Linked DNA regions of Mus musculus: region 2 is linked to region 1. Evidence: chromatin loops called from intact Hi-C (ENCODE). Cell type or tissue: heart. All regions are shown on one strand.

Evidence for each region. Hi-C counts contacts between places; a loop is a spot of excess contacts. Peaks named below come from ENCODE experiments on the same cell type or tissue, not always from the same donor. Only the 100,000 strongest peaks of a DNase experiment are listed, where the experiment ranks them.
Region 2: a loop joins it to region 1, with 13 times the contacts of the local background. A loop is called at or near these places in 20 of 42 quality-filtered maps.

What each region holds. Positions count from the first base shown.
Region 1 is chr4:128,854,537-128,862,536 of GRCm38, forward strand. No RefSeq gene overlaps it. Among named protein-coding and RNA genes, the nearest start is that of Gm33814, 18 kb to the right of the region's middle. In heart, CTCF peaks have their summits at 3,913 (motif pointing left) and 4,556 (motif pointing left); DNase peaks (open chromatin) are centred at 1,295 and 3,911; H3K27ac peaks cover 926 bases; H3K27me3 peaks cover 152 bases.
Region 2 is chr4:128,609,922-128,617,921 of GRCm38, forward strand. Zscan20 (zinc finger and SCAN domains 20) reads right to left here and starts at 177. Exons shown (of 8, transcript NM_177758.4): 1 at 73-177. It overlaps Tlr12 (toll-like receptor 12), which reads right to left. Exons shown (of 1, transcript NM_205823.2): 1 at 5,525-8,000. The coding sequence ends at 5,814. In heart, CTCF peaks have their summits at 405 (motif pointing left) and 3,538 (motif pointing right); DNase peaks (open chromatin) are centred at 250 and 1,009; H3K4me3 peaks cover 1,096 bases; H3K27ac peaks cover 2,167 bases; H3K27me3 peaks cover 2,555 bases.

The sequences.
Region 1 (8,000 bases):
GGATCAAAGGTGTGCACCACCACTCTCCCTTACTGTGCACACAGTGTGACTATCTGTCTTAGTTTGAGTTTTATTGCTGTGAAGAGACACCATGACCATGGCAGCTCTTATAAAGAAAAGCATTCCATTGAGACTGGCTTACAGTTTCAGAGGTTCAGTCCATCATCATCAGGGCAGGAAGCATGGCAGCAGGCAGGCAGACATGGTGCTGGAGGAGGAGCTGAGAGTTCTACATCTTGATCCACAGGCAGCAGAAGGAGACTGTGAGCCACACTGGGTGTAGCTTGAGACCTCAAAGCCCATCTCCCACACTGACACACTTCCTCCAACAAGGCCACACGTCCTAATAGCGCCACTCCCTACGTGCCAAGCACTCAAACACAGGAGTCTATGGGGGCCCTACCTATGCAAACCACCACACCACCTACCTCATAAATCTGCTGCTTGATTTTCCTAGCCATGATGAGCTGAACCCTCAAACCTCGAGCCAGAGTAACTCCCCCTTTCTTGTGTTGCTTTGTCGGGCATTTTGTTACAGGGGCAAGAAAGGTAACTCGTACCCCAACCAAGGGCAAGATAAGCTGAGACCGTGAGATATTAACTTATGGCTCCAGGAACAGACTGGACACACCATAAGCTTCAGACATCAGTCTCACTGAAGCCCCAGTGTGGAGAAGCGGAACGTGGGTCAGCCTTGGAGCTGGATGGTGAGTTTGTAGATCTGATCTGGGACTCTGAGGTTTGCCAGACACCTGATGTAGGTGTGTTCTTTATCCTCTCTGAGCCTCACTGTGAACCAGGGGTTAAATATATACACTGGGTGGATTTCGACAATTAAAAATGATCTTAGGCCAGGCATGGCGACACATGCCTTTACCACAGTACTCAGGAGGGAGGCAGGGTCAAGGCGGTTCAAGGCTAGTCTGGTCTACAGAGTGAGTTCCAGGACAAACAGGTCTGAATATGCAACCCTGTCTAAAACATGCAAGCACACACACACACACACACACACACACACACACACACACACATCACTTCAACCAATAAATACCCTGATGCTGTGTTTTGATAAAGGGAGACATGACAGAGTCAGAACCAACCCAATGAGTTGATCTGCAAGAGCCAACAAGGAGGAGGAAGCCGGGGTGGACCCTGGCAGCAGGGAGGAAAGGCCAGCTCATGCAAAGGGCAGGAATGCCTAAGGCTCTCTGCCAATTCCACCTCAAAGCTGGCCTTGGCCCAAGCCTGCCTGATGAGGGCCCTTCCAGGCTCCCCACCCGTAGTCAGGACAGGTCTCAGCTCGTACCCCACTCCTCTGCCTGTAGCTGGGGTTTGCTGTAGCCCCACACATTCCTTTAGAATTGATAAGATTCTGAAAGCCACACCCTCTGCCCACTACCTTCTGGAGCTAGATAGGGGTGAGGCACTCAACCTTCCCCTCCACCCTACAGGCCAGCTGCTGGCAACCGATCCCACTCCATGTACATACATGCCACTCTTTCCTCATAGGCTTAAAGAACCCCCAGAGGGCCTCTGCCCATCTTGTGCTGACCCTGCCCCAGCTATTTTGTGGGGCTCCCCTCCTCAATCCCCACCACGCACCCATCGGCTTCATTCTTCCCCGCCCTGTGTGTGCTGGCTTCTTTTTATGTCATGTTGACATAAGCTGAGGTCTTCTGGGAAGGAGTCTTCATTCAGAACACACCTACGGGTCTGTAGGCAAGTCTGTGGGAGTTTTTCCTGATCGCTGATCAGTGTGAGAAGGCCAAGCTCACTGTGGCAGGTGCCATCTCTGGATAGACAGTTCTGGGGTGTAAAAGAAAGCAGACTAAGCAAGCTACCTGGAGCAAGCCACTAAGTGCCACTCTTCTGTTTCGGTTCCTGCCTTGAATTCCTGCCCCTGCTTTCCTGGATAATGGATTACAAGCTATAAACGGAACTAAACACTTTTCTCCCCAAATTGCTTTTGGTCATGGTGTTTATCACAGCAATAGAAACCATAACTAAGATATCATGAAGTCCATAAGTTAAAAAAACTTGCAGGTATGTGCAGCCTTGGGAAGACCATGGCTTGAGGGGTGAACAAAGGCACCCCAAACCCTCAGACATTCTTCATCTTTATTGTGGCTCATGGATACCAGGTATCCCGGGTCTCTGAAGGAAGCTTGCAATGTTTTTTTTTTAATATTTTTTTAAAGATTTATTTATTTTATGTATATGAGTTCACTGTAGCTGTCTTCAGACACACCAGAAGAGGGCATCAGATCCCATTACTGATGGTTGTGAGCCACCATGTGGTTGCTGGGAATTGAACTCAGGTCCTCTGGGAGTTAGTGCTCTTAACCCGCTGAGCCATCTCTCCAGCCCCTTGCAATGGTTTTTTATGAGTGTCGATGGTGGTCCAGATAGCCAGACTCCCAAGGCCTCTTCTCTCACCTTCCTAGACCTCTTCCAATCAGTGGCACCTTCATGCACACCAAGATGCCCGATATTGGGTACAGAACAACCAGTGTTATGGGGGTCCCAGAGGACAGGTCTTGCCTTCTGGAGTGAGTAGAGGACTTTGACTTATTACTGTGACCTGGAGCAAGCAGCAGAAACCTGCACATTTCTGTCACCTCACCTGGCAGTCACCTAGGAGAGATGGTAGACCTATCAATCACCTAAGTGGGATTTGATGAAAGAATGTTCTGGAAGAGCTAAGTAGGAGGCGAACAGCATAGCAGCTGTCTGTAAACAGCAGTAGTTGCTGTCATTATCAATATAAGCAAGAGAACAGGAGTCTAGATCCGTTCAGGCCTGGGATGGAGGGGAGGGAGCTGCAGCCACACCCTCCCTCCCCTACTCTGTGGGGAGCCCTGAGGAATGAGTTACTTCTCAGCTGCTGGCCCCTGCCCCCACAAGGCCCACATATCATTCCAGCCAGCCCTTCTCTGCTGCCACACTGGTGAGTCTAGTAACTCTGAGGCAAGTGTCTCAATGTCCCTTGAGCACAGTTGCCATTCCTCTGTGTTCCCTTCATGAGCCAAGTGAGGGCCCCCTTGGGCCTGCCTTACTCCTAGCCTGAGGGAGAGGCAGGGTTACCCTAGCTAGAAAATGGCTCCCCATCCCTCTATCAGACCTGGAGTGTAGCAGTGTTGGGGGAACAGCAGGGAAGACAAAGGAAGGAGACGACCCCTCCCCTTGCTCTGAATTAGTCTTAGATAACTCTTGTTCCAGGGCAGGAGTGGCCTTAGGGTCTGTGGACCTAGAGATGAGGCTGCGAGGGACTGGACACCCCTAGAGTTTCAAACTGAGCCTGGTGCTTTCAGACTTCCATCTTTTTTTGGCAAAACTGCTGTCCACTGGGCCCCCAGGTAGAACATCCGGCAGCCCGTCAGAATCTGACCATTAGATCCCGATGGTCCCTCGCTCCCAAGCCTCTCCCATAGTGTGGGTCCTCACAGGCCTACTAACCTGCACTGTTTAACTGTTTAGCCCACAGGGAGTCTGTTTAGACACAGAAGCCTCAAATCTAGTCAGGCTGGGAAGGAGCACTGCCTCACCTCCACAGCAGAAGCTGATGCGTCTAGGCTCCAGCTCTCTCTCTCTCTCTCTCTCTCTCCCTCTCCCTCTCCCTCTCCCTCTCCCTCTCCCTCTCCCTCTCCCTCTCCCTCTCCCTCTCCCTCTCCCTCTCCCTCTCCCTCTCCCTCTCCCTCTCCCTCTCCCTCTCCCTCTCCCTCTCCCTCTCCCTCTCCCTCTCCCTCCCCCCCCCCTCTCTCTCTCTCTCATACACACACACACACACACACACACACACACACACACACACACACACACACACACACACACAGATGCAGGTCCCTCTGATCTGAAAGTGAATCTTGCCCACTGCTGCCCTCCACTGGCCAGAGACAGAGTTGCTTCAGTCTCTTGGGAATCTGACTTCCAGACATATGGTTTGCCTCAAGGGACCCTAAGATACCTGATACTCTAAAGTTAAATCCTTAATAAACAAAGAGCTCTTAAAAAGCAGTAGGATGGAACATCTCTGCACATGCTTTTAATCCCAGCACTTGAGGGGCAGAGGCAGGAGAATGTCTGTGAATTCCAGGCCAGCCAGGACTACACAGATAAATCCAAAAGAAAAATGAAAGCAGGTAATAGACATAGTTCATTGGCTCATGCTTACATTCTTCCAGTCCCTCACCCACCCCCACCCACCCCCGCTCTCGTTTTCTCTCTCTGTCTCTGTCTCTCCCCCTCCCCACTCTGTGTGTGTGTGTGTGTGTGTGTGTGTGTGTGTGTTCAGGTCTGAGTCCAACTCAGCACTTGAGAGGCAGAGGCAGGACAATCTCTGGCATACATCTCCACACATCATGCACACATATAACAATAAACGAGTAAGTAAGTAAATGGTGGATTGACTAGGGCTGGAGAGATAGCACAGCAGTTGGGAACACTAATTCTCTTGCAGAGACCCTGAGTTTGATTCCCAGCATCTTCTTGAGGTTGCTCCCAATTGTGAATAACGCCAGCTTCAGGGGATCCAGCGCCCTCTGCTGGCCTCTGCTGGCACTGCACTCACATGCACATACCCACACACAGACATGCATACATGGGTAATTAAAATAGAAATATTTCCCAAAAAATGCCAAAAGACTCAGTGGACCATGGAAAGGGGACATGGAGTTGGGAAGGAGAACTGACACAAGGAGGGTATGGGAGGAGTTGGAGTGGCGGGGGTTGATATGAACCAAATACATTGTATGCATATTATGAAATTCTCAATGAAATTTTAAAATGCCAATGGAGGGACAGCAGAATGTCCCCACAGGTAAAGGAGCCATGGAATCTGATGACCTGAGTTTGATTCTCAAGGCCCATGTAGTTAAAGGAGAGAAATGACTCCAGCAAGCAGTCTTTTGACGTCCGCATTTGTGCTTGCTTCATACACACACACACACACACACACACACTAAATAAAAATATTTTAAAAGGTTTTTTAATGAAAGAGGAAAGACATTTAAAGATGTTCATTGTGGCAGTGTTGAGAATCTTACACAAGAAAGTAGAAGCCACTCGACATAAAGCTGTAAACCCGTTGTGACGGTGCATACATCCAATCCCAGCACTTGGCAGGCTGAGACAGGAGGATCATGAATTCAACCTTGGCTACACACAGAGACACTCTCTCAAAATCAAAAAAAAATCACAGTCTAAGGTGCTGGGGATCACAATATGAAGGAGATGTAATCTACCTAGCTCCTGTTATATTTTTTCATCATTTCACATTTAATTTATGTTTCTTAATACTAAAACTGAGTTTCTTTTAAATAGCATATACTTTTTAAATCTTAAAAATTTTCAAAAGTCAGTCCCTCTTTTTAAAAAATTATTCAATCTGAATGTCTCTGCTTTTAGATTGAAGTCTTTAGGCCTTTTGCATTTAATATAATTTTACTATTTTGTTTCTACCTGTTATTTTTATAAAGATCTATTTATTTGTATGTGTGTGTGTCTAAGTGTGTGCACATATTTATATGCAGGTCTGAATGTGCCTGTGCACACTCACAAGGCCAGAAGAGAGCACTAACTGTTCTCTTCAGTCTCTCTCCATCCCTGAGTCGGGCTCTCTCCCTGAACCTGAGGCTTGCACGTTCCTGGCTAGGCTGGAAGCCCAGAGGACCCAGTGACCTTTCTGTCTCCGTCTCCGTCTCCCTGGGTCACAGGCCTGTGCAGGATGTCTGGCTTGCTATGTAGACGTCAGACTTCCAACTCCAGTTCTCACGATTCCACAGCAATCTCTCTTAGCCAGCCAGCCTTCTCTCTGGTCCCTCCTCTTGTCCTCTGTTCCCCTTTCTCTTTTTCTGACTTCTCTGGGCTTTCTATAATTATATTAGATGTTATGTGTTGGCTTCCTAGTTAGGTCAGTGTGATTCTAGGAGTTGCTTTATGTATACACTATATACATTAGCACCACAGCGATATCATACCGCTTATCAGGAGTGTAAGAACTAGGGGGTGGCTGCTCTTCCAGAGGACCCAGGTTCAATTCTCAGCACCTACATGGTGGCTCATAATTGTAACTCCAGTTTCAAGGGCTCTGATGATCTGATGCCCTCTAATGGCCTCTATGGACAGTATACACACACACACACACACACACACACACACACACACACGTGTGTGCGCGCGCGCGCGCAATGAGAGACACAGAGAGAGACAGAGACAGAAAGAAAGAGAGAGCTAAAAATAAATTTAAAGAGTGTAAAAGTGCATGACAGTGTGCCCCCCTGTGCCCCACTGTGCCCCAATGGCTTCTGAGCTGCTGACACATATCTTTTCTCGACTTAGAACACTGCAGTCATCAAGCATTATTATGCAACTTTGAATAGTTCATTGTATTTTAAAGTGATTTAAGTAACTGGAGCCGTTCTATTTTGCCCACACAGTTATTACTTCCGTTGGCTTATTATTTCTTTATGTGGATCTAGCATCCCATATTCTCCTGTTTGAACAACTTCCTTTAACATTTCCTGTAGGGAAGTATTCTCATGTACAAAGCACTAGGGTGCCGTTCCCCAGCACCATAGACACAGAGACAAAAATAATTAAATAAGTAAAATATGAAGATAACTAGAATTTTCCTCCTTTTTATTATCTAGTGATTTTTATATGATGCTAGGTGTTGTCAATTTCATTTGCCTTCTTGGGTACTGGATTTTTTTTTTATGCTATAAACGTTGGCTTTATTCTAAACCTGGTTGAGTGATTTAGGAATAATTTGGTTCTTTCTGACTTGCTCTTATCATGTTTGCCAGGATCAGCATTTAAACACAAGGTAATTTCCCTGTTGCTGAGGCCCAAGAATTCTGAGACTTTCTGCTCTGGCTGGTAGGCACGGCGGGCACTCTCCTCGGTGGGTGACCTCAGTAGTCAGTACTACAGAGCCTGCTCTCTGTGTTTCTCGGTCCTACCGACTGCTTCCCCAGCCTCCTTGGAGCCCCAGCTCTGTCTCCTCATCTCAGGAAGGCATCCAAGGCCCAGCGTGGGCTGTCATCTGGCTGGAGTCTTGCTCTAGGTCTTCAGCAGGTGCACGGGGTGGCTCTCATCTGGCGTGTCTCACTGCCCTTTGCTCCCGAGTGTCCGGGATTCATCATCTACGTATTTTATTCCGGCTTAGTTGTTCCAGGTGGAGACATAAATCTACTTCCTGTGATTTCATCCTGGCAGGAAGAGAATTCTTCCCTTTGTAAGGCTAGCGACCTTAAAAAAATCTTTTTATCGATTCTTTGTTAATTTCATATCTTGCAACCTAGTCCCTCTCATCTCCCGGTCCCCTCATATCTGCCTGCGAAACTTGTAACCTTCTCCCCTAAAAGAAAGAGACATAAACATAAACAAAGTATAGCGATCATCTCATTGTGGACGCTGTAGTGTGTCACAGTGTGTCCCACAGTACATCCCTCTGTCCACACATCTTCTCTTGCAAATGTCCACTGTGGTGAGTCATTGGTCTGGTTTGAGATCTCTGGCTCCGGTGACACCATCAATATGGGATCCTCACCGGGAGTCCTCCTGGTCATCCTGTTGTTGCCCTGTGTCACGGAGATCCTGCAGTTTTGGATCAACCGAACTGGCCCTTTCATGAGGCCCAACCTTTAGCAGATGATAAAGATTTTGGAGTTGCCCAATTCAGAACCTTAGATCTGGACCTGGGTGGTAGCTGAGCTGGACCAGGACTAGTTATCTAGCCACCAATGTCACCACCGGCAGGAGGTAGGGTCAGCTCCCCGGCTCTCAAGCCTTCTGGATGGTTCACCCGCACCCACACCTCCAGAGCCAGCACCATTGTGCTGCCCAGTCAAAGTAAAGGGCCCACTCTCCTAAGTGCTGCAGCTTTCGAGGGGCTGGTTCTCACATCCCTAAGGGCTGGCTCGCAGGCGTCTTTGCATGGAGTGCTAGCTCCACTTTTGCCCGGGGAAGGTGAAGGGACTGCTCTTCCCAGAGTACAGCCA
Region 2 (8,000 bases), 240 kb before region 1:
GTACCACCACCTCCAAAGCCTCCAGCCCAGCGCCTGATTCTCAACTGCACCCCATCCGCCACCCAGACTCACCCACAGAGACACCCACTTCTCAACAGGCCGGAAGTGCTCCCGGGCTCTTGCAGGGGATGCTGGGACGCATAGTCCCAGCGCCGCCAGCCCTGGAACCCGATCTCTGAGACCACAACTCCCAAAAGGCAACGCGCGAGCACCGGTGGCCACTCCTCTATCGGCCGCCTCTCAGATGACGTCAGCCAATGAGTGCCTCATCTTCTCAGGCGCTCTGGTACCGGAACAAATCTTGCAGGGCCAATGCCTGGGGGGGTGTAGCTCGATACTATTCTCTTCCATTGGTTCTGCGGTGACGGTGCCGCCTACTGGGTGGAGTCTAGATTAGAAGGGCGTGGGGTCGGGGTCTACTGAAGAAGCGTGGGGCCCCCTGGGTTGAGCTGGAGAGAGTAGGGAAAAATAATAAAAAAAGGAAAGAGGGTGAATACAGTGACCATCTATTGGGCAAGAGAGAGTTTGTCTGTTGTAACTACAATTTCAAATTCACAAATTCACAACTTAGTTGAGTGGTTTGGCAGAGTTCTATATCTCACCTCTTCACTTGTGAAGTAAGAATAATAGCATTCATGTGACAGGTTTATGTGAGGCATCAGTGAGGCAATAAACCTAGAACTGTTAATTCGGATCCAGGATCCAACTATAGATAGCAGATACTAGCCATTTTTATGTAAATTAGTCTTACGGAGTTTGAATCCCTGGGTGTCAGAAACACGTTAATCCCTGTAGCTGAATAATCTTAGTGTAATACTTAGTTGCTTTGTTCCACGGTCCTGGCTAGTTTCATGCGAACTTGACACGAGCTTGAGTCATCAGAGAAAAGAGAGATTCCGTGAAGAAGATGCCTTCATAAGAGGGACTATGGGAGAACTTGCGGGACTTTCTCGTAATGATTGATAGTGGAGGGCTCAGGCAATTGTGGGTGGGGCTACCCCTGGGCCGGTGGTCTAGGGTTCTGTAAGAAAGCAGACTGAGCAAGCCAGTAAGCAGCGTTTCCTCCATGGCCCCTGCATCAGCTCCTGCCTCCAGGTTCCTGCTTTGTGGGAGTTCCTATCCTGGCTCCCTCCAGTGACAGATTACAACGTGGAAGTGTAAGCCGAATAAACCCTTTCTTCCCCAAGTTGCTTTGGTCACTGCGTTTTGTCATAGCAATAGAAACCCTATGATAAACACTGTAAATACTCTTGAGGTATGAGCCATCTAATAGGAAGCTGGAAATGTGGGTCTTGTAGTCAGTCAGCCATAGATTCAAACCCCAATTCATACATCCCATCTGTATGTCCTTGAACAAACAAACAACTCCATCACGATTGTCTTTTTTTTTTTTCAGCTGTAAAATTTAGGTGACAGAACAAAACCTCCATCTCAGGGTAGGTTCCTGGGAGATTAAAGATAATATGTAGGTAAAACATGGAGTCCAGCCACTTGCTTTCAATGTGGGATCTATGCCTTGATACTCCCTAGCTGCAAAGCCTCCAGCAAACTCCAAACGCCTCTTTTGTAAACATGTTTGTGTGGATAGATGCACTGTGCATGCAGGTGCATGTGCCTGTGGAGGCCTGAGGTCAAAATGAATGCCCTTTTTGGAGCATTCTCCACCCTGATTACTAGAGTGAGGGTCTCTTACTGAACTGAAGGATCCAGCTAGGTTAGCTAACCCATGAGCTCTGGGAATCTGCCTGTCTCTGCCTCCCCATCCCACTTGCCAGTACAGGCGTTACCTATGGCACTGACACTCCTGGCTTTTATATGAATGCTGAGGACCTGAACTGAGACCCTTATTGAACATGTGGCAGGTACCTTATCAATTGTGCTACCTCCCTGTGGTGACTTGAATATCCTTGGCCCAGGGAGTGGCACTATGAGGAGGTGTGGCCTTGTTGGAGGAAGTGTGTCACTGTGGGGGTGGGCTTTAAGACGCTCTTCCTAGCTGCCTGGAAAGAGTCTTCTGTTTGCCTTCAGAACAAGGTGTAGAATTCTCAGCTCCGGGCTGGTGAGATGGCTCAGTGGGTAAGAGCACCTGACTGCTCCTCCAAAGGTCCAGAGTTCAAATCCCAGCAACCACATGGTGGCTCACAACCATCCACAACAAGATCTGACGCCCTCTCCTGGAGTGTCTGAAGACAGCTACAGTGTACTTACATATATTAATAAAATAAATCTTTTAAAAAAAAAAGAATTCTCAGCTCCTCCAGCGCCATGCCTGCCTGGATGCTGCCATGCTTCCAGACATGATGATAATGGACTGAACCTCTGAACCTGTAAGCCAGCCCCAATTAAAGGTTGTCCTTTATAAAAGTTGCCTTGGTGTATGGTGTCTCTTTATAGCAATGGAAATCCCAAACTAAGATACTCCCCTAAACTGCTAAGGCTTCAGTTTCCTCGTCTGGAGAATGGGTGTAATAATACTGAAATCTTCCTTTGAGTGTTGTTGGGAAAAAAATATGCAAAGTTTGTGAAGAGCTTGTCTCCCTCCTGGCGTTCATAAGGTTGAACGACTACTGGCTATTATTTCTATTGAGACCCATGAAACTTGAGCAAATTTGACAGTAGCTAGCATTGGGAAAGGGCTCACTACGTCAGCTAGTATTGCATTTGGGGGAATTCTACATCTTAGTTTTAGTAACTCACTTCAAATTCCTTAGCTAGAAATTATATTCTAGCCGGGCAGTGATGGCGCATGCCTTTAATCCCAGCACTTGGGAGGCAGAGGCAGGCGGATTTCTGAGTTCAAGGCCAGCCTGGTCTACAGAGTGAGTTTCAGGACAGCCAGGGCTACACATAAAACCCTGTCTCAAAAAAAAAAAAAAAAAAACTAAAAAGAAAAAAAGAAAGAAAAGAAATTATATTCTGACTTGTTTTGTTTTGTTTTATTTTGTTTTTTGAGATAGGGTTTCTCTGTGTAATCCTGGCTGTCCTCGAACTCATTCTGTAGACCAGGCTATCCTCAAACTCAAGAGATCCACCTGCCTCTGCCTCTGCCTCTGCACCACTGCCACCCGGCTTCTGATTCATTGCTTAATATATCAGTGATTTACTTAGCGTATGTAGTGTGCTGGTATTAACAGGTTACATTAGTACACCTTGTTCAATTGTTCCCGAAGCTCTGTGAGGTTGGTACTGTTACCCCATTTTATGAAAAGGATGGAAGCTTAGAGATATAAATAAATTAGCCTGCTCAAAATCATATGCACAGTAAGTACCAAGGCTGGAATTTGAAATCCTAAAACCCCAGAAGTTACATTGCTTGCTGCCTGACATTTCATGAAGAAGAAGCTAAGGACTTGGGTAAACATTGACACCGTAAGGAGGGCTGAGTGGGCTGAGTGTGTTGGATAGAGTGTTTGCGTCTGAAAGTGGAAAGACACTTTTGCAGGGACCTGTGAGACCTCCACATCAGCCATTCTATCCTAAGGAGCTGAAACAAACGGAGCTAGTGCGCAGAAAGAGAAATATGCTATTAGGTCACAAGAGGGCGCACCTCACCCTAAATCCAGCCTGGGATTGTAAGATGTCTCTTTGCCTTTGTCTAATTAAAACCTAGCCTTTTAGAAGTGGAAATTTAAAAAAATAAAATAAAATAATCCCTAAGAGACCAAATCCCAGCCAGAATAAACCTCGGGTTCTGCCTGTTTTGGCGGCATGCTGCATTTGCCAATGTGAATCTTTTCCGCTGACAGGACTAGGCTCTGAGGATAAAGACATCAGTCTTCGTCTTTGCTTCAGGACCCAGTCTCCAAACTCACAGGATCAAGTACTCCTAGCCGTAAAACACACTTCCAGGGCACATGTTTCCAACATATGAGTATTTGCTTATAAATGATACAAATGTAGTAATATAAAACATCGTTTTAATTTTTTTAGGATTCTTATTTTTTTAATTACGTGCATGTGTTAAGTCTGGCATGTTCACATGAGTGCCAGTATACTCTGAGACCAGAAGAGGACGTCAGGTTCCCTGGAGCTGGAGTTAGAGGTGGTAATGAGCACCTGCCCCAAAGTGAGTTGCTAGTGCAAACTCAGGTCCTTGTCAAGAACAGTATGGATTATTATCATCGAATATAGATTATGAATTCAGTCCCGTAATAATAAACTCCTATTGAACACATGTGTGATAAACTGGGTGGTTTTCTTATTCTTTCAATCACATTAACCCATTTAAGTCTCACAAAATACTGGGGGTGGGGGGTGGTGCTATTCCATTTTACAGAGCAGGAAACTGAGGTACAAACTAACATACGAAAGCCACATAGTTTAAAAAGTAGGCAATCTAGCTTCAGAGATAGGTACGATTTTGAAGAGAAAAAGAAAAATAAAGCTGGGCCAGATAATCCACACACCCATAATCCTGGCACTGGAAATTCGGAGGCAAGAAGATTGGGAGTTCGGAGCCATCCTCGGTTACTTAGAGAGATCCAAAGCTAGGCTAGGCTGGGGTTCGGGGTGAGAGGAGGAGAAAAAGAGAAAAATCTTAATATAGTACTTTCTTCCAAAATGCTGTCCCAGGCTGGGAGCTCAGCACAGACCTCTGGAGAAAGCGACTGATGGCTGAGCTTAACCTTACAGGCTGTTGTGCAGGTGCTCAGGGAAAGGTGTTGTTCGTAAGGAAGCAGAATGTGCAAAGGCCCGGGGGCGAGGGTTCTCGAGAGCGAGGTGCTCTGGGAGCCACACGTGGCTGGTGCCATACAGCTGGAGCATCCAGGGTGACGGTGTTTCTCTGAGGCTCAGGAGGATGCACTACATGAGAACACAGCTTCATGTGTTCCCGGAAGGAGAAATGATCTGTCTGCCTCCCAGTTGTTTGGACCTCAGCTGTCAACTCTGTCATAGCCTAAAGTCACCTGAGAGGAAAATCGCAACTGAGAAATTGCCTAGAACAGATTGGCCTGGGGGTATGTCTGTGGGAGGACTTGTCTTGATTGTCATTTGGAGAAACACATCCAGTGTTAGCCACACCAATCCTAGGCAGTGGCCTTGAACCCGATAAGAAAGCAGGCTGAGCATAAGCCGGCTCGCAAGTGGCACCTCCATGGTTCTTGCTGTACTTCTTGCCTGTGAAGTGAGCTCCTTGGTTGGACGATAATGCTGTGTGAAATAACAAGCAAGCCTGCCTTGAATTTCTGCCTTGACGTCCCACTTCGACAGAGTGCAACCTGAAATTGTTGAGGAGGGGACCACAAACAAACAAATAAAAACCCTTTCTTCCTTTAAGTTGATTTGGCCTGGGTGTTTTATCACATGCACAGAAGTGAAACTAAACAGCCTCTATGGCACTTGATGCAAAAAGACCCACTGGCGCACGAAGGTCAGGCTGAACTTGACCTGGCCCCAAGTTCTGTAGCTTAGGAAAGCCTTCCCTCCTTCCTAGCGTGCCCATGAATTTCCACCTTCATTTCCCGCTTTGCTTTCTGCCCCTTGCATTTCTACTAAATAAAAAGTTCAACCATGCCACGCATTTCATGAATTTAGCAAGTTTACTGAGGATTTGAAGATCTTGGGAATGTCACATACCCCGCGGACACCTTCCATCTCTCAGTTTTCCTCATTCAACCTCCAGGCCCCCCAAAACCTGTGTTCACAGCACGTGGATTCCTGCGCTGCAAAAGGCTGACTTCAGCCTCTTAGACCCACTGTCCCCGACCCTGCACCTACAAACACACCAACTCCTTGACAGGCAGGCTTGCTTCCCTTCCCCCAACCCCACCCCAAAATTCACATGCACCACCCCACACCAGTGCTGGCTATGGCTACCCTAGCCTGCTCCTCAGCCAAGTCCAGAACCCACTCTTTCTCTCCTCTTCCTCGGGCCACAGACAGTAGTCTCCTCTTCGAAGCAGCCGAGCCAGTCTGTGGTAACCCGGAAGCTGGTGCCGAGAAATGGGTTCCAAGAAGACTAGCAGCAACACTGGAGGGGACGGGGCAGCCAGGAGGAGAGAGGTGGCCAAGCGGAGCTCCAGGCGGCATCGGGGGTTACACAGGGCCTGCCCACTCAACACGCAGAGTGTGGTACGGCTGCTCAACATGCTATCTACCACATTATCAACTACATCCTTACCAGGCTCAAAGTCACGCTCGGGGAGACAGAGGCGCAGGCCCAGGCCAGCTGGAAGGAAGCCCTCCAGAGCAGGCAGAAGTTCCTCTATCACCCAGCCCTGGTCTTGCCTGCAGTGGGACACGAATACATCAAAAAGGAACCTCTTCCCCTTGTCTCCCTTACCCCTCAGACCCTGGAGCCAAACCCTGAACAAGGCCTGCAGGTAGGGGATCCAAGAGTTCCTGGCTTCTTGGAGGAGAGGCAAGGCAATTAGCATGAACACCAAGGCAGAACTAGCCAAAAAGAGTTTCAGCTCCAACGTCTGGGGGCAGTGGTCCCAGAGAAAGGAGGGAAGGGAACCCCTAGCAGAGAGCCTGTCTTGTCCTGGACATAAGCGATTGTCTCTTATGTATATGTACGTTTTAGTGGACCGCTTAACCCATGGCTCCATCCACGCATTGGCACAGTGGCAGGCCAGGTTTGACTCCAGAATGTATATATAGTGGGGCATCTGAGGGCTGTACTCCCTCAGACTGTCCTGCAGCATCAAGTCCTTCTCGTATTCTAGCACTAAGACCTGGAGACTGTGCAGGCGCTGGAAAGCAGCAGCCGACAGTGACTTGAGGCCTGTGCTGGATAGCACTAAGGCCTGGAGCTGTGGAAGGTCACCCACCAGCTCCTCCAGCTGCACCGAACGGGGCTGGGTTATGGACTGAAGCGACGCCAGCTTCAGCTCCCGTAGGCTGGGCAGCCCAGTGATAAGGCAGGGTCTGGAGCTGTTTCCAGCACCCCATACCCTCAAGGACTGAAGTTTGGGGAGCTGCCAGAGGAAAAGGTTGGAGGTACCCTGGGAGCAGAAGGCATCCAAGCTGTTCTTAAGCAGGGAGAGCTTCTGGAGAGCAGGGAAGACCCCAGAAGCATTCTGGGACCCCAGCTTCAGCTTCAGTCCCCCGCCGCTTATAGTCAAGGTCTCCAAGGAAGGAAAGATCGCTGGGGACAGCGTCCAGTGCTCCGTCGTGCCTGAGGCTATATGAAGCTCTAAGCTGGTCAGATACATGGGCAGGAACAATACTGCCGGAGCAGGGAGAGCGGGAAGCTTCAGGCTCAAGGTATGCAGATTCTTTGCTCCCCAGAAGCCAGGCTCTGGGCTCATCCGTATTTGGGTATCTAGCAAGCTAAGGGTGGTCAATGCAGGCAGAGCCGCCAACCAGTTCTTACCCAGGTGAAGCAGGGGGTTTCCATCCAGCTTCAAGGTCTCTAGTTGCTGGAGCTCCTGGAATAGGTATCCCTCCAGGGAAAGCAGCTGGTTGTACCGAAGCAGCAGCTCTCGCAAGTGGGGTAAGCAGGAGAAGGCGGCTGGAGGCAGGATGCGCAACCTGTTGCCTGACAGATCCAGAGTCGTGAGTCCTGACACATCTCCCGTCTCATTCATGCACAGCACGGCGCTCTGCAGTTGGTTTCCGGACAGCTCCAGTCGCTGAAGCCTAGGCATGGCAGTCAGGAAGCCTGGTGGAAGCTTGGTTAGGCCAGTGCTTGAAAGACCCAAGGTCTTCAGGCTGTGGCAGGAAGCCAGAGCCTCCTGAGATATAGATCCTATCTTGCTTTCTTTCACAATCAAGCCCTGCAGCTCAAAGTGGGCAACAGCCTCAGCAGCCAGCTCGGCCGTGGCAGTCTGTGCATACAAGACATCGAGTTTCTGAAGTCCCAGGCCCTTCAGCCACACGGCATCCAGTGGTGTTCTTGTCAGGTCCAGAATCTCCACCTGGAGACCCTGGAGGGACCCAGGACTAGCCATCTTCAGCTTCCAGTTGGATGACAGATCCAACTTCTGCAGGGTCCACGAAACCCTGGAGGAGGAACCTTGCACCAGATCTGGGAACATACCAGCCAGCTCTCCCAC